Linked DNA regions of Homo sapiens: regions 2, 3, 4 and 5 are each linked to region 1. The links are chromatin loops, found by intact Hi-C in ENCODE. Cell type or tissue: endothelial cell of umbilical vein. All regions are shown on one strand. Links, peaks and the distances in the headings refer to the core of each region. The heading gives the core; the rest is flanking DNA. Region 1 holds the start of MIR7843 (microRNA 7843). Region 2 overlaps DPF3 (double PHD fingers 3). Region 3 overlaps DPF3 (double PHD fingers 3). Region 4 overlaps DPF3 (double PHD fingers 3). Region 5 overlaps DPF3 (double PHD fingers 3).

What was found. Peaks named below come from ENCODE experiments on the same cell type or tissue, not always from the same donor. Only the 100,000 strongest peaks of a DNase experiment are listed, where the experiment ranks them.
Region 2: it touches region 1 in a loop (7-fold over the local background); 6 of 110 quality-filtered maps call a loop at or near these places.
Region 3: it touches region 1 in a loop (6-fold over the local background); 3 of 110 quality-filtered maps call a loop at or near these places.
Region 4: it touches region 1 in a loop (3.0-fold over the local background); 2 of 110 quality-filtered maps call a loop at or near these places.
Region 5: it touches region 1 in a loop (6-fold over the local background); 4 of 110 quality-filtered maps call a loop at or near these places.

What each region holds. Positions count from the first base shown.
Region 1 is chr14:72,513,440-72,519,771 of GRCh38, forward strand. It overlaps RGS6 (regulator of G protein signaling 6), which reads left to right. Exons shown (of 18, transcript NM_001204424.2): 15 at 4,912-5,098. It overlaps MIR7843 (microRNA 7843), which reads left to right and starts at 3,381; the gene lies at 3,381-3,459. RefSeq lists enhancers at 728-797, 1,332-1,832, 5,510-5,579, 6,050-6,199, 6,290-6,332. In endothelial cell of umbilical vein, for the core only: CTCF peaks have their summits at 804 (motif pointing right), 2,765 (motif pointing right) and 3,616; DNase peaks (open chromatin) are centred at 2,822 and 3,642.
Region 2 is chr14:72,799,181-72,805,512 of GRCh38, forward strand. The region is part of intron 1 of DPF3 (double PHD fingers 3); the gene reads right to left. Among named protein-coding and RNA genes, the nearest start is that of DPF3, 92 kb to the right of the region's middle. In endothelial cell of umbilical vein, for the core only: no CTCF peak of the experiment used is centred there; a DNase peak (open chromatin) is centred at 2,361; H3K27ac peaks cover 1,711 bases.
Region 3 is chr14:72,614,549-72,620,880 of GRCh38, forward strand. DPF3 (double PHD fingers 3) reads right to left here. Exons shown (of 11, transcript NM_001280542.3): 10 at 5,355-5,436; 11 at 1-4,819. The coding sequence ends at 4,749. It also overlaps a transcript of RGS6 not described here. Among named protein-coding and RNA genes, the nearest start is that of MIR7843, 100 kb to the left of the region's middle. RefSeq lists an enhancer at 4,128-5,327. In endothelial cell of umbilical vein, for the core only: no CTCF peak of the experiment used is centred there; a DNase peak (open chromatin) is centred at 3,063; H3K27ac peaks cover 1,800 bases.
Region 4 is chr14:72,778,119-72,784,450 of GRCh38, forward strand. The region is part of intron 1 of DPF3 (double PHD fingers 3); the gene reads right to left. Among named protein-coding and RNA genes, the nearest start is that of DPF3, 110 kb to the right of the region's middle. In endothelial cell of umbilical vein, for the core only: no CTCF peak of the experiment used is centred there; a DNase peak (open chromatin) is centred at 3,823; H3K27ac peaks cover 558 bases.
Region 5 is chr14:72,639,672-72,646,003 of GRCh38, forward strand. The region is part of intron 8 of DPF3 (double PHD fingers 3); the gene reads right to left. Among named protein-coding and RNA genes, the nearest start is that of MIR7843, 130 kb to the left of the region's middle. RefSeq lists an enhancer at 3,354-4,553. In endothelial cell of umbilical vein, for the core only: no CTCF peak of the experiment used is centred there; a DNase peak (open chromatin) is centred at 3,800; H3K27ac peaks cover 1,798 bases.

The sequences.
Region 1 (6,332 bases), core at 764-5,763:
AAGCTGTGAGCTCTCTGTGGCAGGGTCTACCTCTTTTTCTCCTTTTCTGACCCACCTGAGCTGGGTGCAGGCTCCCTTTGCACCGAGTGGACCCACAGACAGCTGTTTGTTGAGTGCCTTGGGAATGCTCATGGCTTCTGTCCACAAGGCAGGGGCCTCACAGCTCTGATGCAGGGAGCTCCGCTCAGTTTCTTGGCCTCATCCTTCTTCCTGCTTTGTGCATTTTCCCAGAATAATGACAGTCACTCCTTCCCATCTTTGCTCCCTCTCCCACATCTCCCCTACACAAATCTTTGTCCTCCCTGGCTTGACACCCTCTGCTGCACAGCAGAGAATGAGTTAAAAATCAAAACCCACAGCAAAGAGTGTCCCCCGTACATTTTTTGTGAGCTGTAACATCTCCTGAGAGAAGGTAGTTGTTCTTCTAACCTGCAGATTGATGATCCGAGTTCCACACAGTGTCGGCTGAAGGGAGAAGCAATTAAAAGAGAACACAGTGGGGCACCAGGTTCATCTCGAGAGCTCTTGTCTCTGGCAGTTGCCCTGAGTCCAAGGAAGACCTCAGAAGGTTCACTAGGCCCAGCAGGATCCACCACTTACCAAACCCATGATTAATAGGAACAGAGGTGACTCCCACGACACCACAACCATCTGCAGTGTTTCAGTCACTGCCCAGTGAACAGAACTCAGCTTCAGTGGTGCTGGGGGTGGTTACTAACGTAGGCACCCCGGAATTTTAGCCCCACCGGGAACTAAACCAAGTTTAAGCTCTGCTGCCTACGTCTCTGGTTGACCAGCAGAGGGCATAGAAACACTTTCTTCTCTCCTGGAGTTTGCTTTTTCTCTGGGAGCGAACCAAAAGCTGTATTTTCTAACCCATGAAAATTCTAGTTTATGAAAAGATATGTAAACTGGTGACTGAGGGCCTGCCCAGACCTCCTGGTAGGATGGAGAATGATCAAGGGCCAAATGGTTTGTCTTACCCAGCCAGCCTTGAGAAAATCCTCTTCCTTGAAAGCCTCTAGGGAGAAAGGAGGCTCCCACTGGGGCAGCCCCTGGATGGTCCTCCAGCCCTGTTCTCCACTGCTTCGCCCCAGTGGTATCTGAGCCCAGGCTGCCTCGCTCCAAAAGCTAGTTTCCCCGCCAGCATTTCTAAGTCATGAACACGGATCAAATGCCCGCACAGGGGCTGCCTCCCTACTGCAGCTATGACAATTGGCAGAGACCAGGGGCAGGTCAGGACAGGTGGTCTCCCAGATATTAGTCCTTGTGGCCTGCCAGTCACAACGGCCCTTCTGCTGCAAGCCATGGAGGCTCAGTGCAGGATGGATGGATTTGATGCAGCTGCTGGCATTTCACTCCCTGCCGCTGCCCTTGGGGAGGAGCGGTACCTGCAGGTTTTTTATAAGAGCAGAAGCTTCCAAAGCTTCAAGGGGCTTCCCATGGGCAGCAGATGTGCAGAGAGGAGCTGCTGTGGCTCTCTGCAGCGGGGAATGTGGCCTGGGCTCTGAGTTCCCAGCTCAGGCCTGTGGGGCTCGAAGATGGCCAACACTAACCAAAGCCTGTTCTGAATTTCAAATTGACACAAAGGTTCCTCAAAACCAGTGATGGTAAACACATACGGGATGTCAGGATGCTGCTGTGACAGCAGTTTTGCTGTTGCCTGAGAGAGACAAGGCAGGTCAACTCCAAGGCAGACAGAAGGCCAGGGAGAGTCCCCAGTGTGTGCAGGGAGAGAAAACTGCTGTCTAGGGAATGTTACCCCATACCTTCCCCCTCTCCCTTCTTGCCCTTTCCCCCTCCTTCCCTCCCTTTCTCTCCCCTCCCCTTCCTCTTCCTCCAGCATGCCTGTTGTTTTCACTTGTACTTAAAAAAATTCTTGGTTTTATGTGACAAAGAAAACCTTTTTATTTTTACATAAAAGTTTATTAAATTTGATTCCGCGGCCTGGTGCAATGGCTCACGCCTGTCATCCCAGCACTTTGGGAGGCCAAGGCGGGCGGATCACTTGAGGCCAGGAGTTCAAGACCAGCCTGGCCAACATGGTGAAACCCCATCTCTGCTAAAAATGCAAAAATTAGCTGAGCATGGTGACATGCCCCTGTAATTCCAGCTACTCAGGAGGCTGAGGCAGGAGAATAGCTTGAACCTGAGAGGCGGAGGTTGCAGTGAGCCGAGATGTAGCCACTGCACTCCAGTTTGGGTGACAGATCATGACCCTGTCTCAAAAAAATTGATTATGAAATTTGTATTTCCATCAGCTCCGGTCATCTCTATATCCAGCTGAGTGATGTACATTTTCATGTGGCACCCAAATCATCCTGCAAAAAGGACCCTGAGCCCTCAGGAACCGCAGGGAGCCTGCAGAGCTCCCAGGGTCCTCAGGGCCTTCCCACAGGGGCTCAGCAGCTCCTCCTCAGTGCTGACAGAGGTGACAGAAAGTGACCTCCCATGTGGCATTGATTGAGGGGGCAGGAAATCACCCAGGTGTCATCCATTTGTGTGAGAAGTTGCAGGGGCCCAGGGGGCGTGGGAAGACGCTGACCCAGAAGGTTGCTTCCAGCCAGGGATTCAGCCCAGACGGCCTCCCTCTGTGAACCTGGTTCTCCTGTCTGCCTAGCATGGGGCTGAGGAAGCCTCACTGACTTCGTCTCTGGACATTTGACCCCTTCTGGGCCTTGGAAAAGCCAACACTGGCTTCTTCCTATAGAGCCAGGTTCCCCGCATCTTTCACCTACTGGTCAGACATGGCCTTCCAGGCAGAGAAAGCCTTGTAGGTACTCTCACCAGCAGATGGCCATTTTCACTTGGCAAGCCTCCCGGCCACTTCCTTCTTTTCACAGCAGACCTGAGAGAGTGGACAGAGAGCCCTACAGAACCTAGGGCAGGCCTGGGAGATGGAGGAGACCCATGCCCCAGCTCAAGAGTCAAGGGCCCACCTGAACAATGAGGTAGGGGAACAGCTCCTTTCAAGCCCTTCCTTCCCCACCCTCTCTGGACTCTGGATAAAGAAACACGACTGCTTTCCTCTCACCCAGAAGCCAGAAGGACCTGAGCACCCAGGACTTGTGGCTGTCAGAGAGCTGTGGAAGGGCAGGGGACACCAGATGGCAGCAGCAAGAGCTGGGCGGCAGCATCTGCCCAGGCCACCTGCGGAGAGAAGGCTGGAATCCGAGGGATCACACTGGGCCAGCATTGAGCCTGTGGCCACCACACTGACCCCTCCTCAGCTCCCCCTCACAGGACCTGAAAGCATTTCTGAGTTAAGTCTGCATAGGAAGTTTTCCAGAGCCATGCCACATATCCCTCCATCCACTCAGTGCCCATTTTACAGATGAAGAGAGAGGCACCCAGAAAGGTACACCAAGGCAAGATATGGCGTAGACAGGATGAGGGCAGAGCCAGCTTCCTGATCTGATGGAAGTCATGAAGCCTTCTCTGCCTTACGCTTGGCTCTGCAGGGTCGCTGAGAGGTTCCTTTAAGGAGATCATCAGAATCCTAAATGGCAAAAAATGGCAAATCAGGGGAAGAGTTGGAGCCCAGCATTTGGGGACACACACACACACACACAGTCGTCTTGCCTTGCAGAAATTGGGTTGCATTACTCCAGTCTGCCACTGAGTGGCACCTTTGGGCCATGCACTTGGCTCCAAAGACATTTCTCTGAACAGCAACAGAAAAACATGTTTAACCCTAAAAAAAAAAAAAAAAGAAACAAGTACATCTTACTTTGGATGAAATTTGATGACAGATTGAATGCACTGTCTGCACTTTCCACCACGTCATGTTTCAGCTTCGCTTGTCCCTCCCTTTCTGTTGACTAGACTACCTGTGATTCCCGCTGCTCTCGGAACCAGCACAGGACCTACTCTCTTACTCACTGATGGGGGAGCTGGCCTGTCCATGCACAGGGCAAAGGATATGACACCCAGACCTGGATCCTGCTGCAAGGCTGCCTTGGGAACCATCCTTAAGACCCGGTAGCTGTTGTCCAAGCTTTGGCTCTGGCTGCTGCTGCTCTCAGCAGAAAAGAGCTCACTGCTCCCATGCGGATGCTGAGGGATTAAACAGAGGCAAATACGGAAGTGAGCAGATTTTTCTCTCTTGCTCTCAGCAGAAGGAGAACCATTCTGCAGAGAAGTTTTCAACATATGCCTCTTCAGCATTGCTCCAGATGCGTCCGTCTTCACTCTGAAACCCATATATTGAGCACCTACTATTTGCCAAGCACCGTGCTGAGCACTGATGTGAATTGGCTCAGTTTCTCCATCTATAATAGGAATGGCTGGTTCATTCTTACACAGATAGTCTTTATGATTCCAGGACACTGCCTGCTTCTGGGATCTCTCCTCCATTTTGATGCCATCACTTGATCCCAACTAGATTTGACAAAGGGTCTCACACTGTCTGCATGGTGGCATGTATGTAGCACTGGGGTTCTCAACCAGGAATGAGTTCATCTCCCAGGGGACATTGGGCAATGTTTGGAAACATTTTTAGTTGTCATAACTTGGGAAGGGGGGTTGCTATTGGCATCTAGTGGGTAGAGGCCAAGGTTGCTGCTAAACATCCTACATTTCACAGAATAGCCTCAACAACAAAGAATTATCCAGCCTGAAGTGGCAATAGTGCTGAGGTTGAGAAACCTTCATGTAGAAGGAGAGAAATCCCGTTCTGATAACGAGAAGCACATTGATCTTTTAATATGCAATTCTTTTCTGTTCTGCACCATAGGAACACCTTTGATGTTTTCACAATCTCCATGGTCTTTGCAGCTCATGTAGTGGCATCAGGGCAGGCTGAGAGATGCAGCAGAATGGGTTTCATGGGACATCAGCTCTGGGGCCATCTCAGGCAACATCCCGATGCTGAGCCCCCTGGAACTGACTGTGTTTCTGCTCCCACTTCAGGTTCTGGCTGGCTGTCCAAGATCTTAAGAAACAACCCCTACAGGATGTGGCCAAGAGGGTAGAAGAAATCTGGCAAGAGTTTCTGGCTCCAGGGGCTCCAAGTGCAATCAACCTGGATTCTCACAGCTATGAGATAACCAGTCAAAATGTCAAAGATGGAGGGAGATATACATTTGAAGACGCCCAGGTTTGCTTATCTACTCAAGTGGTTGTCATAAGGTGTTCATTTGTCCCCTTCATTGCCTGACCTATTAACACAAGTTCAAGGCATTGTGGGTAGTTAAAATTTCAGATTTGGTTATTTTTAAGTTCATCAGTGGAAACCATTTCAGATAGGCGCACAGCAAAATCCCAGGATCGTTTTCCTAGATGGGTTATGTATTACATAGAAACCAAAATGTGCAGTTATATGCTTTATTTGTTCCAGGAAAGCCTCAAAGTGTTTTACAAAATCTGAAGGCTTGTAATAAGTCAGTGATAGAATCTGGAAACCAGAACACAGCATTGGGGAAGTGGGTGTAGTGAGTTAGCAGGGCCATGAGTCAAACCCACATCTGTCTACCTCTGAAGCCCACACTGATAACCACCTCTCTACACTGCTTCCGCAGTGATCTCCAGCTCTGCAGTGAATATTTTTTAAGCACATCTATATTCCAGGCTCTGCGCTATGTGATAAGATACCACAAAGAACAGGCAAAACCCCTGTTCTCACCGAGGTTGAGTGGGAGACAGACAAGTAAATGGGCAACTTCAACAGTGTGAAAAGTGCCCCAAATGGGTGAACCCTAGGTTAAAGCAAGCCTGCAGGAGGGACTCCCAACCCTGTAGGACACAATTAAGATGCTCACAGATGCTAGTGATGCTGGCTAAAGAAACAGGAACCACCCTAACCAGCAGACTAAATTTTGACGGCTGGGAGGTGCCATTTCTAAAAATAAGCATTGGGTTGGTTTCTTACTTCCTGGCCCCTAATTTCTATTTCCTGTCACCATCCCACACCCAGTGACAGGGCTTAAGATTTTGCTTATCTCCTTGACCCCACTTACTTCTCTCACCTCTGGGGCCCCCAGTAGAGAATTTGGGTGGTTTGCCCCTTGCAGACATTATTATCTGATTTAGGAAACTCAGTGTAGCTGCACCAATGCAAATAATGGCATGAGAACAGTGTCCCTTATCATCCAGAATTACCTTGTCATTTGCTCAGAACTTCAAGATGGAAACACCTACCAACCTCAACACCATAACTATCTACTTCTCTCCCCCTGGTCACGAGCTCCATCAAATGCCTGTGCCAATCACGAAATCATGACTCCTTCATATACCCCTTGCAGCTTCAAAGCAGAATGTTTGAGTCATGAGAGCTCTTTGCTGAGATATTTTTGCTTATGTGTATGTACGTATGCTTTCAAGCACCATATTGA
Region 2 (6,332 bases), core at 365-5,364, 290 kb after region 1:
TCCTTCCATCAACCCATCCTCCCTATGGTGGACATAGGTTGTCTGCCTGCCCAGATACCATTCTACCTCCTTCTAGTAACAATACCTCCATTTTCTACCTCTCCCTCACTATCAGTTGTGTAAAATCAACCCCACTCTACCCTCCAACTTCAGAGACAGGCTTGTGACTAGGCCTGGCCAATAAGAAAACCGGCCATGTTCTAGCCAGCCATGGTGACTCACACCTATAATCCTAGCACTTTGGGAGGCTGAGGAAGGAGGATTATTTGAGGCCAGGAGTTCAAGACCAGCCTGGGTAACATAGTGAGACCTTGTCTCTACAAAAATTGGCCAGGCATGGTGATGCACACCTGTAGTCCCAGCTACTCTAGAGGCTGAGGTAAGAGGATCGCTTGAGCCCAGTGAGCCACGATTGCACCACAGCACTCCAACCTGGGCAACAGAGCAAGATCATATATGTATATATATATATATGAGAAAGAGACCCACATCCCTTAGTGATCCGTTCAAGAGTGATCAGTTCAAGGGTGAAAATGTGGTCTGAGGCAGGCAAATTAGAGTCAATCCTGGAACTTCTGGGGGAAAGAGGCACTTTCTTTCTCTTAGTATGGAAAGGCAGATAACAATATATACCTGAAGCAGCTGGGAGCCACCCATCAAGCAGGCCTGTTTACAAAGGATGCCAATGTAAAGAAAAGTGGAGTTTAGAGATGAAGGAGAGATGGAGGGAGTCAAGAGGACCTTGCTGAGCCCCTAGACCGAGTCACGAGTGAAGAAGATACACTCACGAGCTGTTAGTTACATGAGCCCACACATTCCTCTGTGTGCTTAAGCACTATGAGTTGAGTTTCTTGCCATTTGCAACCTTAAAAAGCCCTGCCTGATGCACATCCCACCATTTGATGTTACCAACAGACTCTAATAAGGCTGAGGAAGAACCCAGGGGCCCCATCCAAATACCTCTAGGCTGCTTGAACTCAAATGCTTTTGAAATAAGGATGGTTCACTGTGGCTGTCAGATGCCACACATCAAACCTGAAAGGAAATTCTAGCCAGGGAATGCTACAGATGGCAGCTCACCACGGCCCCCACCACTCCTTATTGTCTTTGTCAAGCCCATTTCCTCATTTACTTTACCTGCCTGGTCCCTTTAAATACATAAGTTTACCATCCCTTATTAGATGGATAAATAGATAAATGGATGGATGGATGGATGGATGGATGGATGGATGGATGGATGGACGGACACATGGATGGATGCATGGATGCATGGATGGATGGATGGACACATGGATGCATGGATGCTTGGATGGATGGATGGATGCATGGATGGATGGATGGTTGCATGGATGGATGGATGCACAGATGGATGTATGGATGCATGGATGCATGCATGCATGGATGGATGGATGTGTGCATGAATGAATGCATGCATGCACAGATGGATGCATGGATGCACAGATGGATGCATGGATGGATGCATGGATGAACGGATGCATGGATGGATGCATGAATGGACGGATGCATGGAGGAATGGATGGATGGATAGATGCATGGGTGGATGCATGGATGGGTGCATGGGTGGATGCATGAGTGGATGCATGGGTGGATGCAGGGATGGATGCATAGATGGATAGGCAGACAAGCAAGCAGTTATGTAGTTGCAAGTTGAACCTACACACAAATAGGCATGATACAACTAAAGAATTAAAACGGCAGCCCACTGCAGTCAGGGGGCCATCTGACAATATAGGAAAGGAGATAACTATAGGCTTACTTCTGTATGGTTTTGGGTGTCTGGAATAACGGGAGATGACTCTCTGGGTAGCACTCACCCTGTAGTTGTGCTCCTCCCTCTCAAGCCACAGTGGTTAACACCACCTTACCAATAGTGCAGTACAAAGAGAAGCCAGTCCTGGCATTCACAGGTAGCTGTGAAAAGCTGGCCCTAAAAGGCAGTCTCGCTCAATCCCCAGCATCTACTTGGATCTGGGCAGGCAGCCACAGAAACAGAAGAAGCTACAGAGGATGCAGGCACTGGGTTTTGGTGTCTGGACATGGAAGAATTGCAGGCCAATATCCACAAATGTATCCGTGAGGCTCTGGTCTTGAAACAAGGATGTGAGGACCCCAGGATGGCTGGTGAGGGACACTAAGTGGCTCAAAGAACTGAGAAAAAAATAAAAACATAGCAGCAATAGAGACCAGAGTCCGAGCCAGGACAAGGCCTGTCCCTCAGCCACCTGGCTGAAGGCATCATCATGACCTCAAGGAGGTAACTGGTGAGTCATACAGAACCACACTGTGCACTCTTCACCATGGTTTATATGCTCACAGTTCAGGCAATTGCTTAGAAAACTGCATATCGTTCATGCCCCTATGAATCACTTTCCTCCTTTTGTTGTCTTTGTGAAGTCATCACAAAGTTCTGAGTGGAAGAATTCTTCCAGGGACTGCCAAGGAGTGACACTGTAGCCAGGTGGGTTCAGCTCTCACTTTGCTCAGGATATGGGTGTCCAGTGGCGACAGATCAGGAAAATAGCCCCATACTAAATGGTGCCTGGACAAGGCCCATACACACTTGGATATGCTGTCCTGAACACAAGGCACAAGACACAACACGGGAGGACCTTTCATCTCATGTCTCTTACAGCCAGGGACTGAAGGTGTAGGACAGTAGGAGAAAATAGAGTTTCACATAAAACACCCCAAGGACATCAAAGAAGGCTAGCTGCCAAGAGGTAGGAAGAACTAGATTCTTAGGGACTTATCCTTGGGGATTGATACCACCCCTGCCAGGCATCCACCTTTGGGGTGACTCAGAGCCAAGAAAACAAAGGCATGGGATAAGCCATGGAAAACAAATTCCTGCTGAGTAGCAAAGAGAGTGGCACCAACAAGTGGCACCATGTGAGTGACAAGAGCAAGCAAATGCTCACACAGGGACAGCTGGGTGTGCAGGGCCATCACAGCTCCCCCTACCCCCACCACCTGAACACTACGAGACAAATGGGACTCCTGGTTTCTGCCCTCAACATGCTTATATTTGAGAGAGGCCACAGGACCAGCGAGTGCAGAGTCATGGCGAACTGTACACAACCTGGAGTCAGGAGACCCATGTTCTCACCCTGTTCTGTTGCCTCGGGGGCCCTGAAGCCCATCGCTAAGTGTTTTGGGCTCCAGTTTGCTCATCTGTCAAGAGAGAACCCTTCACACAGCTCCTAAGTGCTGTGAGTCCCTGTCTCTCAGACTGGCTAATCTCCAAGGGCCTGCCAGGTCCCACATGCATGCTCTTGAGAGTCACATAGATATCAAAGCTCAAAATTAGCTCCTGGGAGTGGGAGCAAAGCTTCTGAGCCCCCAGCCCCTCCTGTGAGCACATACCTCAAGGCACATGCCCCCAACAGCCCAGAACTGACACATTTTTGATAGTTCCTGAGTACATGGATTTCCAGCCCTGGAAATGTTTGTTTTAACTTACCAGGAGAAAAGAATTTGGATTCTTTTTTAAATATACACAAAGGGAATACATTTGTATATTTTCAGATACAAAGTGGATGGGAAGCAAGGCTAAAGACTGTTCTTTTCCCTTAGCTCATGTGAGTGCTATTCCTCACGGTGAATTCTCCAAAGACCATGAATGGCAGAGATCTTTGATCTCCCTTCTAGCCTGTCTCGATGTGATAGCCTGGACATGGGCAGCTATCACGCCACCCTTCAGAACCTCAGCACTTCAATGACCACATCCTGCCATCATCACCCCCATGGAGGTCCAGGGCCCCTGCCCCACTGCCTACCTCTCCACCTGTGCCCACCTCTCCACCTACCCGCCCCTTGTCACATTGACAGATAAAATACAGGACTCCCAGTTAAATGCAAGTGTCAGATGGAGAACAAATAATATTTTAGTATAACATGTGCCTTCCTAGGCAGCACAACTGAAGCAGGCCCCTTCCAAGGATAGAAAAGTCCTCCTCTCTTCCTAAGTTTGTGTCCATAGAATCTCATCCAGTGGCCTTTCTGTCCCCTGGCTTCAAATGAAACCTGCCACTGCCTCTCTCTCAGGGTGAAGTGTGAAGACCGTGGCTTCCAAGGCCAATAGGCATGGAGGTAGTCATCCCATTCAGACGCCAATGGTTCTTAGTCAAAAAAGCTGCTTATGGCTGGAGTCAAAAACATGTCTAAGCGTGACTATCAGCCCCAGTGCAGAAGAGTCTGGGGAGAGGGAGAAACAAGAAACAGATATTACCACAAAACACTCCAAGGGAAATCTCACTACAAAAAAAGAGGTTGTTGCCTGGTGATGGCTGGCAATGGGCCATGAAAACCTAGTTCTGATTTTTAGATACAAGACACAAGCCCAACGTGTCACCCAGCCTGGATCCCATAGAGGTCACATGGACAAAACAGTACTTGAAGATCTTTGACCTGCCTAGGTGGGCAACTGGAGTGGAAGCTCCACAAGGGTATGAATGCTGTCTTTTGTTTTCCTCATCTCTATGGACTAGTCCATCTAGTCCAGGACTAGCCTCAGAGTGAGCATCCGATGATCGTAGGAAGACTGAATGAATGCGTGAACACATGAATGAATGCCTACATTCTCCAATATGTCCCAGAAAGTGTCAAGAGCTTTGTAACGCAAAAGGCTCTGAACAACTCAAATAAGAAACACAAACATGTGCAGTGAAAGGGCTAGGCCTGGATGGCCTGTGAGGTCATTGGCAATGTGGTGAGCCCTTGAGCCTGTCATACACAGGCAAATAACTTCACTGAAAGAATTTTAAACGCTACCTCCAACACCCTAGCTCAGCATCTATGGTTGAAGCCACCATGCCCAGTCATGGTGATAACCCCAGAAGGGAAGGGTGCAGAGACGCCAAGAAACAAGAACTTGGAGAGGACAATGAGGACCAAATGACTGGGGAAATAAGGGATGAGTGGGTAGGAATCCAAAGAACAGAATAGGAAAAATAACTCAAGATCCAGCACTGCTTTCCAGGACACACACACACACACACACACACACACACACACACACACACACGCAGACAAAGATTCCCCCCTTCCAGATCCACACTGCGTGCCTCCTGCCAGCCCCATCCCATCATCCTGTGACAGTGCTTCTTTGTGGAATAGAACAATAGGTACATTATGCCAACCTATAATTATCCTAGGAGAAGCGATGGCGAAGTCAAGGCATTATGTGAACACTGGAATACTGGATACCACCCCACCAGGAGCAAACAACAACAAAAACAACAACAATCCACAAAATCTCTAACGCAGATAAAGACTGAAAGCTGCCTAAGCCAGTGCCCTTTCACATTCATATGAGGGTGGGATTTTTTCCTTTTCACATGATTATTTAAGCACAAGGCCTTCTTTCATGGAATTGATAGAGTATTGGGGGAAGGGGCTGAGAGGTTGGGTTTGTTTGTGTTTTTGTTTTTTTTCCCAATAAGGAGGCAGAAAGTAGAGGAGGTCGTGAGCACGAGAAAGTGCCACTGCTAGGGTATGACACATAGAGCCCTCAAAGGTAGTTGAATCTGATTCAACTGAGTGAAATCATTTCATTAATAGAGATTCCTTCTCACTACTCCTGTGAAACTACTTTCCAGGGACGTTGGTATAAAATAGGCTGAGTCCTGGGAGGTGTCATGGAAGACAGAGACAAGAAATCAGAATATCTGAATTCTTATATCACAGCCACTAACTAGCTGTTTCCTTGATTTATTCAAGAGGTATGTGTTCCCTATCTGCCACATGCTAGGCATCAAGCTAGCAACAGAAGGAAAAAACAAAGCAGTAGTCACTTTCCTCTCGGAGCTTCAGCTTCCTACTGTGTAAAACGAGGGAGTCCCACAGCCCTGGACACACACACACACACAAACACACAGACACACACACACTTCTAAATACAAGGTGCAGCCCCAGCCTCCCACAGGACCTGCCTATACAGGCCATGACTGAAGAAGGGGGAAACCTGCAGCTTCTAAAACTGCACAGAAGGCTGGGCACAGTGGCTCACACCTGTAATCCCAGCACTTTGGGAGGGCGAGGTGGGCAGATCACCTGAGGTCGGGAGTTTGAGACCAGCCTGACCAACATGGAGAAACCCTGTCTCTACTAAAAATACAAAATTAGCCGGGCATGGTGGCAGGTAACTGTAATCCCAGCTACTCAGGAGGCTGAGGTAGGAGAATCACTTGAACCCAGGAAGCAGAGGTTGCGGTGATCTGAGATCACGCCATTGCACTCCAGCCTGGGCAACAAGAGTGAAACTCTACCTCCAAAAAAAAAAAAACTGCATGGAAGCCCAAACCCCCAGGGCA
Region 3 (6,332 bases), core at 513-5,512, 100 kb after region 1:
GCTTCACTCCCCAAGGCTGCAGGCATGATCCAGCCCTCCCTCACTGCCTTCTCTCCCCAGCTGGGTGAGGGGCTTACTTTGCCCTCAGAAGCATCCCTGAAACCCCACACAACCAACGGGCGGCCTCAAGAAAGAGGGAGCTGAATCAGTGTTCAGAACTGGGCAGAGGTTTGGCCTTTTTACAAAATAATAATAATAATAATCTGTTGCCCAGGATCACAAGCCTCAGAAAAAAAAAAAAGAGTTACAATCACTGTTCACTCCCACCTGCTGCCCTCCAGCTCCTTAGCTCGAGGATTTCTCCCTGAGGACATCCAGCTCTCTGCCTTTTTCCACCAGAGATCCTCACCCCTCCCAAATGCCCTCCCACCCTCCCTTCCCCAGGCACCCCTGTCTTTCTCCCTCCCCAGGAATGGAAGCCTGCTAAAAGGGACACCAAGTCACCACTGCTACCAGGAGCCAGGCCTGGGACTTGCGGCATCCTGTGGGAGTGTGAGCGTGGCTCTGGCCAGAGCCAACTTCTCCCTCGGGCTGAGACATGGGGACCCCCTGAAGAGGGGCTAGGAGGGGCAGCCGGGGAGTGAGAGAAGAAGGGGCTGCTTCTGTCCCAGCACTTCCACGACAGGCTAAAAACCAGCCTGGGGGGCAGGGATGTGGTCCTCAGGGCCCGCCCTGGGCCACGGGCGGCGCAACACCCCCTACCTCCTCACACACAGACCCAAAGAGGAGACTATAAGCCCCTCTTCTTTGAGTCCTGAGGCCTGAGGTTGCCAGCAACCTTTCTTCAGCGGCATAAAAGAGCACAGGTCTCCTCCACTTGCCCCGAAAGGAAAAGTAATAACAATCATCTCATTTTTCTTCCTTAAAACATCAAAACTTTTTAAGCGGAGGGTTGAAAGGAAGCGGGCTGTATTCAAAGCACGAATACAAAAATGCACCAGGAGTGTGCAACCCTCCAGGGTATCATGAAACCATCACTGTGAAACCCAAACCCTCCCCCAACTTCAAAACCTGTTCTCTTCCCCAGTTCTGGAGGAATCTGGCCTCCTTCCCTCCCTTCCACCCACCCACAGGCTCTTCCCTGGTTCCAGTCGGCTGGGCTCAGCCTGCCCAGGCTTCCGGCTTCCTACCTCGCCCTGGGGCAGGGACAGGAGCAGGGGAGCCTTGGGACCTGCTGGCTCCTGCTTCAGGGGCGATGAGTCAGTGAGGGGTTCCAAAGGAAAGCCAGAATGTCAATCTCCTAGCAGGAGCCCTGTTTCTATTTCCACATAATGTTGCCTGCACTGGATTTGCTACAGATCCAAAAAGCAGGGTTTCAAAAATGCCTACAGGAAACAGGATTTCCACTTCCGGTTGGGTCTGGCAGCCTCACCTCTCTGGTTTGCTGGAGCCACAGTACAGAGGGGTGAAGCCCAGCAAAGTTCTCCTGGCTGTTCCCAGCATTTGAGCCGGAAGACAACCACATCATTATCTCCATTTGGTGGCCTCTGCAGAAAATGACAATAGCTACCATGGAGTGGGGACCATCATCATGCCAGACCCGGGCCAGGATCTTTACCAATGTCACCTTGAATACCTGCAAAGACCATGCTGGATAGGCCATGTTTCCCCACCTTACAGACATGTGAAATGAGGCTCAGAGAGTTGAAGTCATTGGCCCAAGGTCAGTCAGCTAGAAAGTGGCAGTGTTGGTCGGAAAGTGAGCGTTACCCATGAACTGAAACAAATCATAGCCCTCTCTAAAAGTCACCTTTCCATTCTCAACTGCATTAATCTTATAGAAGGAGTATCCTGAGTACCTTCATTTTAAAGTCCCCAACCCCATGTACATCCCTCACCTCCACCCCACAGCCCATGCAAGTCATGATTTCCTTGGTCGCAGCCCAGCCCTGGCAATATAAACTCCCTTTGGTCACAAGGGAGATTTGAAGAAGACGTCTAACATTGGCTAATGCACACAAGAAGGCGGACATGGAAAACATCCGGAGTTCTTCCCAGACAAGCATGGCTCTGCAGTGCTTGTTTATGTAACATGATGCTTAAGAGTCCCAGTGTCACTCTGGAATAGGCAGGGCAAGTGTTACTATCTCCACTTTCCAGGTGGGCAATTGAGGTTCAGGGAGGTTAGGTGACTTGCCCAGTGTCACACAGCTACTCCATGGCAGAGGCAACACAAAAACTCTGATCCTTCACATGCATCCTATGATTCTATCTCATTCTCTGGGGTTCAAAAAAAAGAGACCAATTTAAAGTTTACCAACCCCGTCCTCTTTTGAACACAGAGGTGATAAATGTGACCACGGAGACTTTTGTCTGCTTGTAGTACCCTGACAGTGCCAGCCCACAAGCTGGCTTGCTATCCCCGCTTTCCAGATGGGGAAACTGAGGCCTCCAAAGATGAAGAATGGGTTGGGCCCATTCTTCAGGGAGTAATGAAGCTGAGAGGGGAACTCCGGGGCCATCCTAACGTCACTCCAGAGCCCTGACCCTCACCAGTGCAGGCAAGTTCCAGTGCCCTGCCTTGGCCTGGGAGACCCAGCTGAGGCTCAGCTTGTGTAGGCAGAGCAGACATGGGGCTGAGATCGAACAGGGCTGCCCTATCACCTGCACTTCTGTGGAAAACAAATTTGCACATACTCTGAAGAGGACGTGTGAAGTTGTAGAGCCACAGTTTGGGGTTTCGGACTTGCTTTTTAAACTTTTAAGCTATTGTGGCACTTGGGAACATTTGGGGAACTTTTTTTTCTAAATTTAAATTAAAATGACGCTCAAAACCAATTATTAGCCTTTGGAGACAGCCTGCTTTGGGTTTTGTGGGAAGAGAGAGAGCTGGAGTAGTCAGGAGAAAAAATGTGCCCCTCTGATGGAATGTCACCCTCCCTATCCCTCCCTGGGCCTTCAGGATTCAGACAAGCTCACCGACCAGCAGGCGGAAGGAAATTACTTATGAGGAAGATGAAAATTCCATCCGGTCGGGGGCCCTTTAAATGAGACCATTATGTATGTGTGTGATTCCCTCTGAGGCCACAGGCCCCTGCAGGAGAGTGACCCCCATCGCTTGCCACAGGTCACTCTGCTGAAGCGTGGGGGAGACCCACACTGCTTGGTTTCATGCCAGGCTGCCCTGGGTCCACTGGCCAAGAGCAATTAGCCTAGAGAGGAGCACTCCTGCCGAGGGACAGCACAAATACTGCGGCCGGGCAGAGGTGGCCCAACTAGCCCGAGTCTCCGGGAGCGTCCTCAGGAGCTGAAGAACTAAAAATAACCTGGGCCTTTGTTGTGAGCAGCCAGACCACAGAGATGGAGCTGATTTCAGAGAAGCCAAGCATGCGCGAGGGTTCCGCTCACCGAGACCTGCCCTTTGGGCAAATGATTTTTCCAGAAATATGTCAGTTATTGTGCTGCTGCTGCGATTCAAAGTCAGCCCAATCCGCTCCAGCCCTCGGGGCTATCTTCCAACACACAGAGTTCTCGGAAGCTCAGCCTCCCCACCTCTTTCTTCTAGACACATTTTTTTTTGAAAACAAGAGTCCTGCATGTTTGGGGAGCTTAGGAGACAAGAGCAGCCCCCGCACTGAGAGTTCTAAAATGTGGCCACCCTGGTCGTGAATAATGACCATGTCACCCTAATTATTTGTTTAGATAACAATCTTCTCTCCCCCATCCTAAAATTCCCAGTCAGGTCTCAGTAGACAATAGCGAACAAACACTACGTGGAAGGAAGAAATTACTTGGAAAAAGGAATTCAGAGCGTCGCATCAATACTGAAGGTTTCTCAAAGCTGCAGCCCCCTGTATCCAGCATTCGGACACATGATTGGGCAGCCTTCGCTCCCCTTCCTGGTTCTTCAGTCCCACCAGGAGAAGCTGAACCAGGTCTCCAGAACCAGGTGGGCTGAGAGGCAGAGGCTTGACCGTCTTCCTCTGTCCATAGGCCATGACTGGTCTCACCTAAAGGATGCCCCAGCTCTGAAGGTCAAGGAACCAGCCTGGCCTCTTGCAAAGTCTCTCCCGATGGATAACAAGTACTGACTGGCTATGGCGGGGCCTTGGCACCATTTCCACAATGTTTCCTCCCATGTCTCTGCGCGTCTCCCTCCCTCCCCGCCCCCATCTAGTAACTTTAAGCAGTGGCTCAAGACCAGGCTGGCTGTGGATGCCACTGCTGGGGTTCTAGAAGGCAACTCTTTGTCTCCACAGACACCAAGGAACAAGAAAGGGTTTCAAGACCCCAAGTCTAGAAGTTTCCAGTGAGGCTTGCCATAAACGACAACTTCTCCACAGCCCTTTGTTCCTCAGGTGAGAATTTCAGGATGCAGACCCTAAGCTGGGGGCACGGGGGCTGTGCCAAGATTTCTTGGAACACAATAGATAAAAAAACACCACACTACACACAAGTAATGGATGAGTGGTCAGGAAATGGCTTCCCTTAAAATGGGAACCAATGAGAGGGCCTCGGTGCTAGGGTAAAAGTGAGAGGGGTTCCACAGGGCTGGGGCCGGAGGTGTTCTCCCAAAGTGCAACTTCCTTCCGGTAGAGACAAGGAGGTGCTGGCTGAAGTTCCGTACATATCGGGGGAGGTCAGGAGATGCCTCACCCTCTTCGTTCCATGTGTCCCTGCCCCTCTGGGACTATTTCTTTTCCTTGCAGTTGGTCTGGCTGGATATGTGGGAGGAGGGCGCGTTCTGGTTTGAACTGGGCTCTGCTTTAGGATCTCCAGCAGCGAGTCACATTCTGTGACCTGGGGCCCTAGGCCTGGCAGCCAAAGGCTGAGGCTTTCTCTTTGAGCAGTTCCCAGCATAAGTGGCAGCTCCAGCTTCCTGCAAGAAATGAGACGGCTTTAGTAGCAGCCCCTCTGCTAACTCTGGAGCCCCACCCCACTGGCCCTAACTTCTTGTAAATCCTGTTTCCTTTGAACTTTGGCAATGCAGAAACCAAGTCCCAGGCCTGAAAACGTGCCAGAGTCTGTGGCTCAGCAGAAAGCAGGTGCTCAGAGGAGATGGGCTCAACTCTTATCAAGACCCTCACTACTAGCGTCATGCCTCCAAACTAGTGTCGCCGGGCCTGCGCCAGTTCTCCTGGAAGCTCACACCTCCCGGTCATCTCCACTGCATGTCTGGGAAAAACTTCCTTGGCCCTCAAGTTGAAATTTCAGCTGCTTGGACTGTGCCTCAGTTTCCTCATCTGTAAAATGGCAGTCGTCGTACCTACCTTGTGGGGTTGTGATGATTAAATGAGACAAGACATGAACATGTAAACCCATTAGCATAAGGCCTGTACCATAGTGAGAGCTCAGTAAGTGCTAGTAGTAGTAGTATCTGTTGCTGTTCTTATTGTTGACTTCATCATCATTACCTTCTGGGGGCTCAGCCACCGGGGGATTTAAACAGTACATGTGATAGCCTCGGTCACAGTCATCGCAGAAGAGTAGCTGGTCCTGGTGGAACACAGAGTAAGCACAGAGGAGGAGAGATTCCATTATTCGGGGCCAATGTCTGGCCCCCGCTTACCCATCAGCCTTATTTCCACGTCGGTCTCACTGGATCCCCTTTCCAGGCCCCACTTGGAGTCCTCACTGTCCCCTGAACACGCCTGTGCTTTTCCCACAACTGGAGTTTCCCCCTCTACCTCCCAGCCTATATAAATCCTACCCCCATTTTAGGGTTCTGCTCAACTCGTACCTCCTCCAAGACGCCTTCTGTGACTAACACCTCACATCCAAATTTAAAGGGATCCCTTATTCTTCTGAACTTCCAAAGCCAATAGCTCTGCTTCCAAAGGGCAGAAAATGTCTCTATTCTCCATGACTTTATATATTTGAAGATCTTAATTGAATTCTTCTGGACTCCACTCTCTCCATCTGTGAAATGGCCAACAGCTGTACTGGGATGAACCTCAGAACCTCTTCAGGGTTTCATTAGAATGTAGAAAAATGCAAGTAGCGCCATCCCTCGGCTTCCAGAAGCTTCCTCACTGTCTGGAGGCTGGAGCCCGGGTGAGAGCAGGGCACCCCAGGGTTGTGGTTAACTTCAAAGGACACAGGCCATATCTTTGCACCTATGGCTACTTCTGCCTGGAGGCTCTCCCAGGCCCTGACCCTTTCTCTGCATGTCCATTCCCTGCCTGCCCTTCAAGTACGTCTTCTTCAAGCACTTCTTTTCCACAAAGTCTTTGCTAATCTACCTCAACTGGAAGTTGTCTCTTCCCTCGTGCAGCCCTGTGGTACTTTCCCTTTCTGTGACATTTAAATGCATTTTCCTTTACGTTACATGCCTGGCATGTGGTAGACATCTAATCACGTTTGTTTTCTTGGCTGGGCGCTGTGGCGCATGC
Region 4 (6,332 bases), core at 850-5,849, 260 kb after region 1:
CCTGCTAGCACCCTCATCTTGAACTTCCCAGCCTCCAGAACTGTGACAGACAATTATTTAAGCCAGGGGTCCCAAACCCCTGGGCCACAGAGCAGTACCAGTCCATGCCTGTTAGGAACTGGGTGGCACAGCAGGAGGTGAGCTGTGGGGTACAAGTGAGCATTGCTGCCTGAGCTCTGCCTCCTGTCAGATCAATGGCAGCACTAGAGTCTCATAGAAGCGCAAACCCTACTGTGAACTGCACATATGAGGGATCTAGGTTGCCCACTCCTTATGAGAATCTAATGCTTGATGATCTGTCACTGTCTCCCATCAACCCCAGATGAGACTGTCTAGTTGCAGGAAAACAAGCTCAGAGCTCCCACTGATTCTACATTATAGTGAGTTGTAAAATTATTTCATTACATATTACAATGTAATAATAACAGAAATAAGGTGCACAATAAATGTAATGCACTTGAATCATCCCAAAACCATCCCCTCCCCGACCCCAGTCGGTGGAAAAATGATCTTCCATGAAACCAGTCCCTGGTGCCAGAAAGGTTGGGGACTTCCGGTTTAAGCTACCCAGTCTATGCCATTTTAATACAGCAGCTGGACATGACTGAGGAAGTGTTTCTGGATGTTTCCCAAAAAAGGGCTAAGGAGGACAGGTGAGAGAGATTCCAATCCCCTTTCCTTCCACATTTTTTCTTCTTCTAACAAAGACAACAATAATAACACTATAATATCAATTTCAACTCAATTCAATGTTTAGTATTTGTCTTCTCTACTAGACTATAAACTCCATGAGGGCAGAGGCCACATCTGCAGAGCCACTGCACACAGACACTCAGGCTGAACAACTCCAGCAAGTACCATTCACATCAGCGTCAATATGAAGGCCACCCCCTGGAGTGGTGGAGCCCAGCACTCCTGCATACCTGCCTGGCCTTCTTGCTGATTTACCCGCAGTGTTCAGCACAGAGCCTGGCACATAACAGGTGCCCAGTAAGTCTCCATTGAAAAGCATTTGACAACTCACATTCCACTCACCTAGGGCAGGCATTTAAATTACAGCAGGAAGGCTAATGTGGCATGCTTGTGCACAGTCTGCAGAGTCTGTGACTGGCAATTTAAACTGGATGGCTGTCCACTTGCAGCTTCAGAAAAACATTGAGAGAATGTCTGCATTCACTCTCCTGTAGTCCTCATCACCCAGCACCTGGGACATTGCAGCACTGGGTGGCCTAACTGCAAGCGCTATAGCCCTACTCTTACCCATCCTGACAAAAGGAATTCTCCCTGAAACTCAGTGTTTAGTCTTTCAAACTCCTCAGTGTAGAACCCAAGATGGCTCCCAATGGTGCCCAGGTTCCTCTGCTGGGCTGGGGATGCACCCGGAAAAACTATGTATTGGGGTAAAGTGGAAAATCAAGACTTGGAATTGGTCATGTCTGAGTCCAGCTCCACCTCTTAATAGCTACACAACCCTCAGCAAGTTACTTACCCTCCCTGGGCCTAAATTCTACTACTCACAATATGGGTAATATAATCTCTACTTCAGACCTGAGAAAATTTAATAAGCTAGAACCTCTGGCACACAGACATAAAAGTCTGCAATCAATAGCCATTCCTTTCTCCTTCCCCAAAGTGCAGTACTTGCTGCCACTTTGTGGCATGACCCTCTGCCTGAGCAGGCTGATACCCACCATGTGATGCAACACTCACTATTGCGGTGTCCTTGAGGCTGTCGGGGACCCACTCAAACCTCTGTCCCAGGACAGAAGGCCTCTGGGTCACCAAGGCTGAGCCTCAGGCATCCAGGAGAGCAGGGCAGCTGATGCATGGTGACCCCAGCAATCCACCCAAGGACTGCCCTAAGCACAGAGACCACATCTGGCTTGTTTACTGCTCTCTCCCAAAGCCTAGTACATGCTGGGTCATGCCTGCCACATTGGGTAAATGATGAGTGAATGAGTGAATGAATGAATCCTCCTCTGACCCCCCTGCATATATGAAACAGACAGCCCTACCCCTGAATCTCAACAAAACACTTTACTTATATCCTTCCTCCCACCTGGAATTTTTGTATTCTGTCCTTGTCCTGGCTGATCTTAGCCTAGTCAAGAGCTGGCTGAAAACTTGCTTCTTCCAGGAAGGTTCACAGGTTATCTCTACCAGTAGGGTTTGCTCTCTGGCTTCTCTGAGCTACCTTATCTGTCTTACTTTATTTTTGATGGTCTTTGCCACCTTCCTTATCTCTGCTCACTTAATTAGATTGGAAGTATCTTAAAGACAGGAACTGAGAGCTATGTGCTTGCATGCTACCCAACCATGCACAGTACTGGGAATGTAGAAGCATGTGATAGATACATTGCTTGACTGAACTATCATGTCATCCTCAGCAAACTAATGAAAGCTTCACAGTTGAGAGGTGCTTGGAACGTTCTAACTTTCTCCATGGGAACATGAGGTGAGCCTGAAGTTATCTGGCTACTTCTCCAGAGCCCAGGATTAGGCATCTGAAAATAGATATCCTCCAAGTTCAAATCCTATTGAGTTTTTTCCCATATCCTTAAAAAAAGGTCACTTCAGCTCCTGAGATTTTCATTTCTCCATGTGCAAATTCATGCTACCCTGCAAGGTGCCACAGAACTGACATTCTCCTTCTCTGAACTTTACAAGAAGCTCACTGATTCTCAATGCTGCTGACATCAGACCTATGCCAGGAAAACCAGCTCCTTCTCTGCATGGGTAGAAATGCCCTTCTTGTGCTTAGTGAGAATGCCATCACCACATGCTCCAAAAGAATGCTCTCAAACTCAGGATTGTGAAAGAATCGCTAAGGGGTGGGAAGCTGTGCAATTCTGATTCTAGAGGCTTGGGATGTGATCCAGACATCAGCTCCCCAGTGATCCTGAGAAATTTGAGACTAGCTGATCTAAAGATAGCTCCCCAACCTCTAAAACAAGGGCATGAATGAGAGGGGACTTGTGTTGCTCCTCAGCCACCATGTTTGAATGGCAGAGCTGGACGGCCCAGTTAGCAGACTTTGTTTCATTCAGCTGGTTTTGTTTCTGTGGGAAAACTTCTTTCAGGCAGCTGGCATGGATTACCCTGGCAGCACTAACCTGCAGCAGACTAATCCCACAAAAGTCCTCATCCCTAACAAAATTGCCAAAAGCCCTGGTCAAGGCAAATGTATGAAGATCTGACATCCTTAGTCATTCTGTGGGTGGCTCTGACCTTCAAAACATCTCAGGAAGGGCACATTGGGGACAAAGGTATCCCTTGGGAAAGTTATGTCCGACAAACAGCTTGAACCCTAAAACATCCATCATGACTTCGATGTGGCTCAGTCTGATGTTCAGGCCCAGTAGACCCAATAAATCCCTTTTCCAGCATCTACCCTGGTGAAGACTTTTCAGGGACTTATTATGCAAAGCTGCCTAAGCAAGACAGAATTTATATTGAACCTGGCCATGATTTCTGAGCCGCCACTGGGTGTTCTGATGACATACACATCTCGAGGTTGAAGTCAAGGAGCTGCCAAGGACAAGAGACTGGTGGCAGGATAAAAGCAGTGTGATTCCTTCCAGTAAATAATGGTGGGGTGGCGGGGGAGGTGGGAAGGGGACGCTCCGGGGAGGAAGAGGACCGTAGCTTTTCTTGTACCCAAGGTTTGCCTTTCAAATGGCATCCAGACGTGACCAAATAAATCTCTCCTCTGGAGGCTAAAGAATGTGTAGAATGCAACAAAAGTGAGGTGGTGGAGAAGCCTGCTTTATCTAGGGTGAATCATACCTAGAAAGAAAACATGCATCCGTCACAGAAATTTCATTGATTGAGAAAATATTTTTAGTTTCCTGGTCCACAGACTGAGTCCTTCCTGAAACTCTCACTATGAGCTGGGCACTCGGATGTTGCCTCCTGAGTGTGATCGCCTATAGAAGCAGACTATTGATTAGAGAAAATTCTTAGACAAACAGATCCCCAGCCCTCATCTTTGCCACTGGAATGCAAAGGGTGCTGCCCTCCCCAGTAAAGGGAATATCGGTCTGGTATTTAACACGGCCACAAAGAACATGTTGTTCTATAGTCAATTCTCTATACAGCAGCCCAAGTGATTTTTTTTTTTTTTTTTGAAACAAGGTTTTGCTCTGTTGCCCAGGCTGGATTGCAGTGGTGCAGTGGAGGAGTGTAGCCTCCACCTCCCAGATTCAAGCAATCCTCCCACCTCAGCCTCCAGAGTAGCTGGGACTACAGACACACGCCACCACACTTGGCTAATTTTTGTATTTTTTTATAGAGGCAGGGTTTTGCCATGTTGCCCAGCCTGGTCTGGAACTCCGGGGCTCAAGCAGTCAGCCCGTCTCAGTCTCCCAAAGACCTGGGATTACAGGTGTGATCCACTATAACCAGCCCCAGTGATCTTTTAAAAACAGAAATCAGGGCTGGGCACGGTGGCCCACGCCTGTAATCCCAGCACTTTGGGAGGCTGAGGTGGGTGGGTCACGAGGTCAGGAGTTCGAGATCAGCCTGGCCAACACAGTGAAATCCCGTCTCTACTAAAAATACAAAAATTAGCCAGGTGTAATGGCGGACACCTGCAGTCCCAGCTACATGGGAGGCTGAGGCGGGAGAATCACTTGAACCTGGAAGACAGAGGTTGCAGTGAGCCGAGATTGCACCACTGCACTCCAGCCTGGGCGACAGAGCGAGACTCCATCTCAAAGAAAAAAAAAAAGTGGAAATCAGGCCATGGCATTCTCTCCTACTAACACCTCCAATGTCTTCTCACTGCACTCAGAGCAAAATCCAAACTCCTTCCCATGGCTACAGGTCCCCAGGCTGGCTGGGCTCACCTTTCCTGCTTCATCCTGTCCCCTGCCTCCTTCCCCGCTGGGCTCCATCCTCACTGCACTCCTTTCTGTTCCTCTTCTATACTAAGGGTATCTCACCTCAGGACCTTTGCATATGCCATCTCCTCTACCTGGCATGACATGCTTCTCCCAGATCTTCTTGTAGCTGACTGCTCCTCTGAGATGTCTTCTTAGGTTCACCCTATCTGGAAGTAGCCCACCCCACCCCAACCCTGCCCTACCCTTTGCTATCTCATATACTTTATTTTTTTCATAACACCACTATCAAAGTTTTTCTCTTTGCCTACTGATCATCTATACACAACTAAATTGCAAGTGCCACGAGAGCAGCGTCCTTGTCTCATCAGATTCCCAGCCCCCAACGCAAGACTTGGCACATAGGAAATGCTCGACACATATCACTCAACAAAAAAATGAAAGCTCTAGGCCCACCTGCAACTGACAGCTTGAATGATACCGAATCCTGGCCTTGTAGAAGGCTGGAAGTCAGTGCTGGCAGGAGACCCCCAGCACAGGGAATAAGAATCACACAGCTGCCACCACCTGATTCCTGGCCCTTTCTGCCCAACACAACATAAATGACAGCAGGTCAGTGGCACAGTCCACAGTCCACACTCAAATCTTGATCATGGCCACCCACATACCCCAAACCTGGAGAGAGACTGGGGTGAGGTAGATAAACGATGCCATTCAAGACATCAGACATTGCTTTCTATGCCCAAAAGGCACATTCCAGGCCTGATATTGGCACCGGAAACTAGCAGTGCCAGAAGATGGTCTCCAACATACCCATCCCATGTCCCTCAAAGGGCCTCTCTCTGGACTAACCTCTTCTGCATGGTCTTTCCTGCAGAGCTGATCCGTGTCCTCCTGCAGAGCCCTGGGCCCACGGGTGGTGCCAGGGGCAGCGGCAGGATGGGGGTGGGGCTGCTTGACAGGAAATCAATGGGAACTGAAGGTCATCCGGAGGGCGCAGTCTCCCCATCACGCACCTGCTGGCATGGGATTTGTGGTCCTGACCTCGCTTGGGGGCCTCTGCCCTCCTGTCAGAGTTGGTTAAAATCAGCCTGCAGAAGCAAATGTCCTGCACACCAAATGATCTCCAGGCAGCCCTTCTAAGGGACATCCAGCCAAACAAAGAAGCACTGAGTCTCATTTCACCCGCCGCAAAGTTGAGAGTCACCCCAATCTCTCTTGGCAGCCTCCTAGGAAAACTGTCTCAGACCTGCCATTTTTGGAGGCACATACTTGTAAATAGAACAAAGCCAGACTGACCAAGAGGCTGGTTATGTCCCCAAACTTAAGTTGCCTGGTGGTGGAGGAAGTAAAAATACACTGGGAACCAAGATGACTGAAACTGAAATCTTGAGTGCACCCTAGAAATGCCTAAATCTGCCCTCAACACCTCTACATGCCAGGATAACGACAAAGGATACCAAAACCTCTGTACTGCCGGAGGGAAATCTC
Region 5 (6,332 bases), core at 886-5,885, 130 kb after region 1:
TCCCAAGTGAGCCTTCAGATGAGACCACAGCCCCAGCTGACAACTTGACTGCAACCCAAGGGAGGCCTTGGGCCAGAGGCACCCAGATAAAACACACATAGATTCCTGACCCACAGAAACTATGAGATAATAAGTGTTTGTTGTTTTAAGCTGTTGAGTTTTGGAGTAATTTCTTACACAGATAACTATTATATATAGAGAGAGAGACTCTTTTAAATGACTATAATACAATGTGATAAGTGCCATAATAGGAGAATGAATGAAGTTCCTACAGATAAGGAAGCAATAAATAATGCTGGAGAGGCTCAGGGAAAGCCACTGAGAGGAGGTAGCTTTCAAGCTGGGCCTTAAAGGATAAATAGGAGTTTTCTAAGTAAAAAAAAAAAAAAAAAAAAAAAAAAAAAAAAAATGGAAACAGCATTACAGGGAAAGGCAACAGCAGGAAATATAAGGTGCATGGTCCACTCAGGCAAAGCAGAGTAGCTCAAGGAGAGCAGGGAAAAGAGGAATTGCAGGAGATGATGCTAGAAAGGTATGAGGAAAGATTATGAAGAGCCTCTTATGTAGGCATGAGGATCTGAATTTAATTCTGTAAACAGTGGGGACTCCTCGGAGGTTTTTAAGCAAGAAACTGATGTGCTTGTACCCATGCTTTAGAGAGATGAGTCTGGTGATAGGTCAGAAGGCAGATGTGTTGGAGATGGCTGGGGAAGGGGGACCAGTCACTAAATCCATCTATTCAATGAGTTTGTATTGAGCACTTGCAATGTGCCAGGTGCTGTGATAGATGCTGAGCAATGGAAAACAGACAAAATCCTACCCTTCTGGAGCTTACACTGTAATGAGGGGCATTAGTCCAGGGCAGATCTAATAATTGTGGGGATGAAAGGAGGAAACATTTGAGAGGTAGAATTGGTCAATAGGACGTGATACCTGCTTGAATATGTGTGTGAGGAAGAGGCAGAAGTAAAAAATGGCATCAAGATTCCTAGGTTGGGCCACAGAGTAGATGATAAAACTGTTAGCAGAGATGCGACTTGCAGAGTATAACAATGGATTCAAACTGGGCACATTCCATTAATTGTGCAGATGAAGATGCCCAGGAATTGGTGTGAAAATGTGGGTCTACATTCAGGAGACAAGACCAGGCTAGAGATATAAATTTAGAAATCATCAGGTTTGGGTGGTAGATGAAGCCTTGGAAGTTGGTGAGACATTCAGGAAGAGACCACAGAGCACAAAATAAAAAGGACCTAGTTAGGGGTAGAGGGAAGAGTAACCATTGGAGTTGAAAGCGTTAAAGAGCACCAAGAAGAGAGTCCACTGAGAAAGCTGGAGACAATGTGGTCAGAAAGGGAGAAGTATCTGGAGAGAGGCACCTCATGACATCCAAGGAAGAGGAAGGGTGGCACCACCATCAAGTGACAGATGAAGTAAGATAAGAAACAAAGAGAACGTGTTGCCCTGGGTGAGCCATTGGTGATGAGAACTAACACAGTCACTAGTAGCAATGGGCCCTCATGCCTCTCCAAATCACTGATGGCTTCAGCAGCGCAGAGAGAAGAACTCATACACAGATGGCCTCACAACATGCTTCTTCTGCCGCAGGCTTTGTCCAGCACTCTCAAGCTTGGAAGCACCGTGCACAATGATCTCAGGAACATTGTCTTTACCTAACTCCATTCACTCATAGCAGGAATCATTTTCTGATGTAGATTCTGGGGCCAAAGCTAGGCCCTGCCAGCCTCAGTTTCTGTCCTTCCCCCGGCGATGAATCAAATCCCACTGGAAGCCGTGCCTTTCTTTCTGACCTTGGATCGAAGATCTTCAGTCCTAGGTGACTGAGCCTTGCCCACAAGGCTGGGGCAGGTCCTGATGGAGGCTTCTCCCACAGCCCCAGAGTCTGATCAAGTGGCAGTGATGAAAATTCTCCAGGAGGGAAGTTGGGGCCAAAGGTAGGAGGAGCAGCACTGGGAGCCAAACGGAATGGTGAGGTGAGGACAGAAATGGTGGCAGGCAGCAATGTTGGTGGCTGCAGTGCTTTGCAAAAATGCCCACAAATTCCTTGGTCCTCCTCTTTTCAAGAAGTGGAGGCTATTCCCCTCTTCTTGAATGTAGACTGGGTTTAATGACTTGCTTTTAACAAACACAGTAAAGAGGAGTGACAATATGCAGTTTTGGAGACTAAGTTATAAAAGGCACTGTGGTTTCTGTCTTGACTGTGCACTCTGTCTCTATGTCTCTGTCTGTCTCCGATCACTCACTCTGGAGGAAGCCAGCTATTGTGTTGTGAGCTGCCTCATGGAAAGGCCCACATGGCAAGGAGCTGAGGGAAGCCTCTGTTCAGCCAGCAAAGAACTGAGACTCTCAACGCAGCAGCTCATGAGGACCTGAGGCCTAATGGCAACATGAGAGTGAGCTTGGAAGTGACTCCTTCAGCCCTGATGGAGCTTTGAGATGCCTGCAGCCTTGGCCAACATCTGGACTGCAGCCTCATGGGACACCCTGTGACACACCACCCACCCAAGCCATTCCCAGGTTCCCAACCCTCAGAAGCTATGAGATAATAAATGTTTGCAGTTTTAAGCTGCCAAGTTGGGGGATAATTTGTTACACAGCAATAGCTAACTAATACAATGGCAAAGGAGGAACAGTAAGGGGCCTGGCTGAACACCAGACATTTGACAGAACTCCTGCTTAGGCAGTGTCTGCATTGTGCTCCCAGCCACAGTGAGGCCCAGCACTGGGCTGGACAATGAAGGAGAGGAGCAGGGTTTGGGATTTTAGATCATTTATCTCTTCCATGCTGTTATTATTTTTTTTCAGTGAATCTCCTTTAAAAGAGCTAATAGTGGGAACAAAGATAATTTCAGTGGCAATATGAATGGGTGTGACCCCTCAGCATTTACAGCAAGGTGAGTGCATCTGCCTTCGGTTTCCTGGGTCCAACTTGTTTCCATGGCATGGCCCGAGGAGACTCACTGCACCAAAGAGCCTGCCGTCTTCCCCTCAGGCCTTGCCCTCCATGCCCCTGTCTCACTCTCACCCTGCTCTGCCTTCCTTCCACCTGCCTGAGCCTCTCTCACCTCCAACAAGCCTCCCCTTTAGGTTCCCCAGAACACAACCCCAGTGTTAGAAAGTCAGAGGCTTCCTAGAAGTAAGCCAAACTGATATGAGCAGAGGAAGAACCTGCAGCTAGTATTCTGGCCTAAAGAAAGCCATGTTTGGATACTTTAATGATCCTTATAACTTTTCCAAGGAAGCACCTTTCTATTGACTGATTTTGTTTTGATTCCCCGTGGGGATCCTGTGAGGTGGGCAGAACAGATAGGAACATTCCTGATTTACAAATGAAGAAGTTGAGGCTCAGAATGGCTCAGGCAGCCCGCAAGTAAGTAGTGGAGCCAGGGCTAGTGGAACATCCATGTCTTCACATTCTAATCCTTTGGTCTCTCACTACACCATGTCCTAGGATGGCCAACCCAAAAGTGGCAACCCAATGGCATTTCAGCTCCTTGTTTAAGCTGCTAAATATAGCAACATTTTCTCCTTGCATGCATAAGAAGTTTGCCAGGGCATGATGAAATATGTCACTGACTCTCTCCATGCCTCAGTTTCCTCCATTTGCACCACATAAGGGTGAACTAGCTGTCCCCTCAGGCCCCTTTAAGCCTCAATGCTCCATGCCTCTAGCGAAATCCCTCAAGAAGCCAGACTTGCTTACATGAGGCAGAGGACTGAGTCCTCACCATCTGGCAGTGACTAATCCTGGAAAACCCTGGGGAAGAATTGCTCAGGAGTGAGCCAGTCCAGCCCACACAAAGGGGCCTGGAGGCTGCAGGAAGTAGGTCAGCAGCCTATGGTGGTGTTACTGGGCTTCGGCTCCTGACAGAAGCTCCTCAGCCCCTGGCTGGAGTGAGGAGGGGTCATGCCCCCCGCCACCTCACAGTCCCACTCAGACTTGCCAGGCCAGCTATTCCCACTTGCAGCTGGGTGTCCAGGTCCTCCCTAGGGCTCCCCCAAGTGACCGCCCATCACCAGCTTTCCCTGTGAAGCCTCTGAGAGGAGCACAAAAGACGGCTGGCATCCAAAGCCAATTTCACACCACACCTCCATTACACTGTCAGTCAAGAAAGGACAGAAGTGTTCCCCACTCACCTTGTCTAAGAAAGGAACAAAAGAGCACACAGGAAGGATCCCCTTTTTGTCATCACAAGACTATACTACAATCGAGACACCCACAACCCCACCCCCACTGGAGACCCCAACGAAGCCTCACTGGCTCCTTTCAATCCTTTTCCCCCTTTCATTCTCCACCTCCCGATTTCCCCAAGTCATGAATTCACTTTCCAAGTTGCAGTGGCAGGAGAATGGAAAATGAGGATGATGATGGTGACAACCAGCTTTCCCTGAAGTCTCTCACCCAGGTGTCTTGAGCCCTGGAGACACCTGATGTCCTTCAACACCCTCAAAAAGAAGAAACAGCAATTGCACTGAGCCAACACTGCATACGGGAGAAACATCCTTGGAGCTCCATGGGAGTACAACAAAACCCGGCACCATCTGGCGTCGTATTACCTCTGCATGCATTTGCTTCCAAGCCCCAACATCCAGGCAGCACCGGGTCTGCACTCCTCCTGTATCTGTGATCACTAAACCCAACTGATAGATCTGTTTCCATCGGCCAAATTTTCATCTAAGATTCATCCACTTTTCCTGACAATCAAACAAATATTTATCCAACAAATTCCTGAATGAGAATTGATCTCGCTGCTTACTTAGAAAGCTAGAGGGGATGATTTTTACATGGGCTTTCTTTTTTTCCTCTGGAGAAATTAGAGAGTTGGAATAGTACAAGAGAAAGCAAATCAATGGCTATTTCCAGTGACCAGCATCTGTCTTCAGGTTTAATAGAAATGATGCCCTAAGACATATAGTCTATTTGGCCTATTCAATACAAAAACACCCATCAATATTAAAGTAGTGCAGCAGGAGGGCCTTTCCTGGTACTTTGTAAGGGTAGACAAGAGCCTCACAAGTGTTCAAAGATTCACGAGGCCCTTCTGGATAAGCAGTGACAAACTCCATTCCATAATCAGAGAAATGAAACCATCAACCATCTCTAAAATGGCTCTGGTTCACCTGAGCATTAGGTGTGAGAGAATTAGGAATACATCACCAGAAATCTGACCTCCTTTCAGGGATAGCTAAATATGTGGCACGTATACCACCATTCTATCCCATACCCAGGGCAGACATTACTAATCAATTCAACATTGTCTTCCAATCTGCATGGATAAGACCTTATGATCCTTTTCAGCACAGCACTCCAAGTGGCTGTCACTGGTCTAGAGTTTGCATACAAGAAGAAACCAACTTGCCATCCCTGAGCTAGGCACTATTAAGCTGAATAGGTTAAAAGTTTCATGTGAGAATTAAGGACTCACATCTTAAGCAGGTCACTGGTCAGATATATAACTTCTGTTTTCCTTTCCATGAGGCAGAAACTCTATCACAACAGCTAAGACCCAAACCAAATGGTGGCCATGTTTTGTGGTTGGACTCAAGTATTGCTACGGTCACATACTTCTGTCTTCAAAGCAAACAGAGATGCTAAGAAGGGATTTTTTTTTTTTTTTCAGAGATAGGGTTTCACTCTGTCACCCAGGCTAGACTAGAGTGCAGTGGTGCAATCTTGGTTCACTGCACCTGCCGCCTCCTTGGCTCAAGCAATCCTTCCTCCTCAGCATCCACGTCCCCCTACCTGCCTCCCCCAGTAGCTGGGACTACAGGTATGTGCCACCATGCCTGGCTAATTTTTAAATTTTATATAGAGATGGGGTCTCCCTATGCTGCCCAAGCTGGTAAGAAGGGATTTTTTAATGATGGCTAATATTTTTTCTACTCCACCAGCTAGAAGGCATCAACCCATTCCTCCTTAAGTAATTCCTCTGTCTTTCATTGCCTGCAGCATGAAGTAAGCTTCTTAGCATTGCAAGCCTCTTTGCTGTCTGGCCACAGCTGCCTTTTTAAGATTTCTCTTCTTTTCCCACCATGGACCCCAACCCCACCATACCACAGAAAAGTATTTGCCACATCCCACACCCTCAACGCTCCTACACCCCCCACCCCCCAAAAAACCACTCTTCTTTTTGACTTGCACTTTTGCACACAAAGGTCTCTCACTATCTCTCAACTCCCATTCATGGCCAAACCTGTCAAACAGGTTGTCTACACTCCGGCTACACAAAAGTGGGCCCATCGACCACTTGCATGAGCATCCCCTGGGGGCTGGTTAGAAATGCTCACCCCGGATCTGACCTAGGGACTGC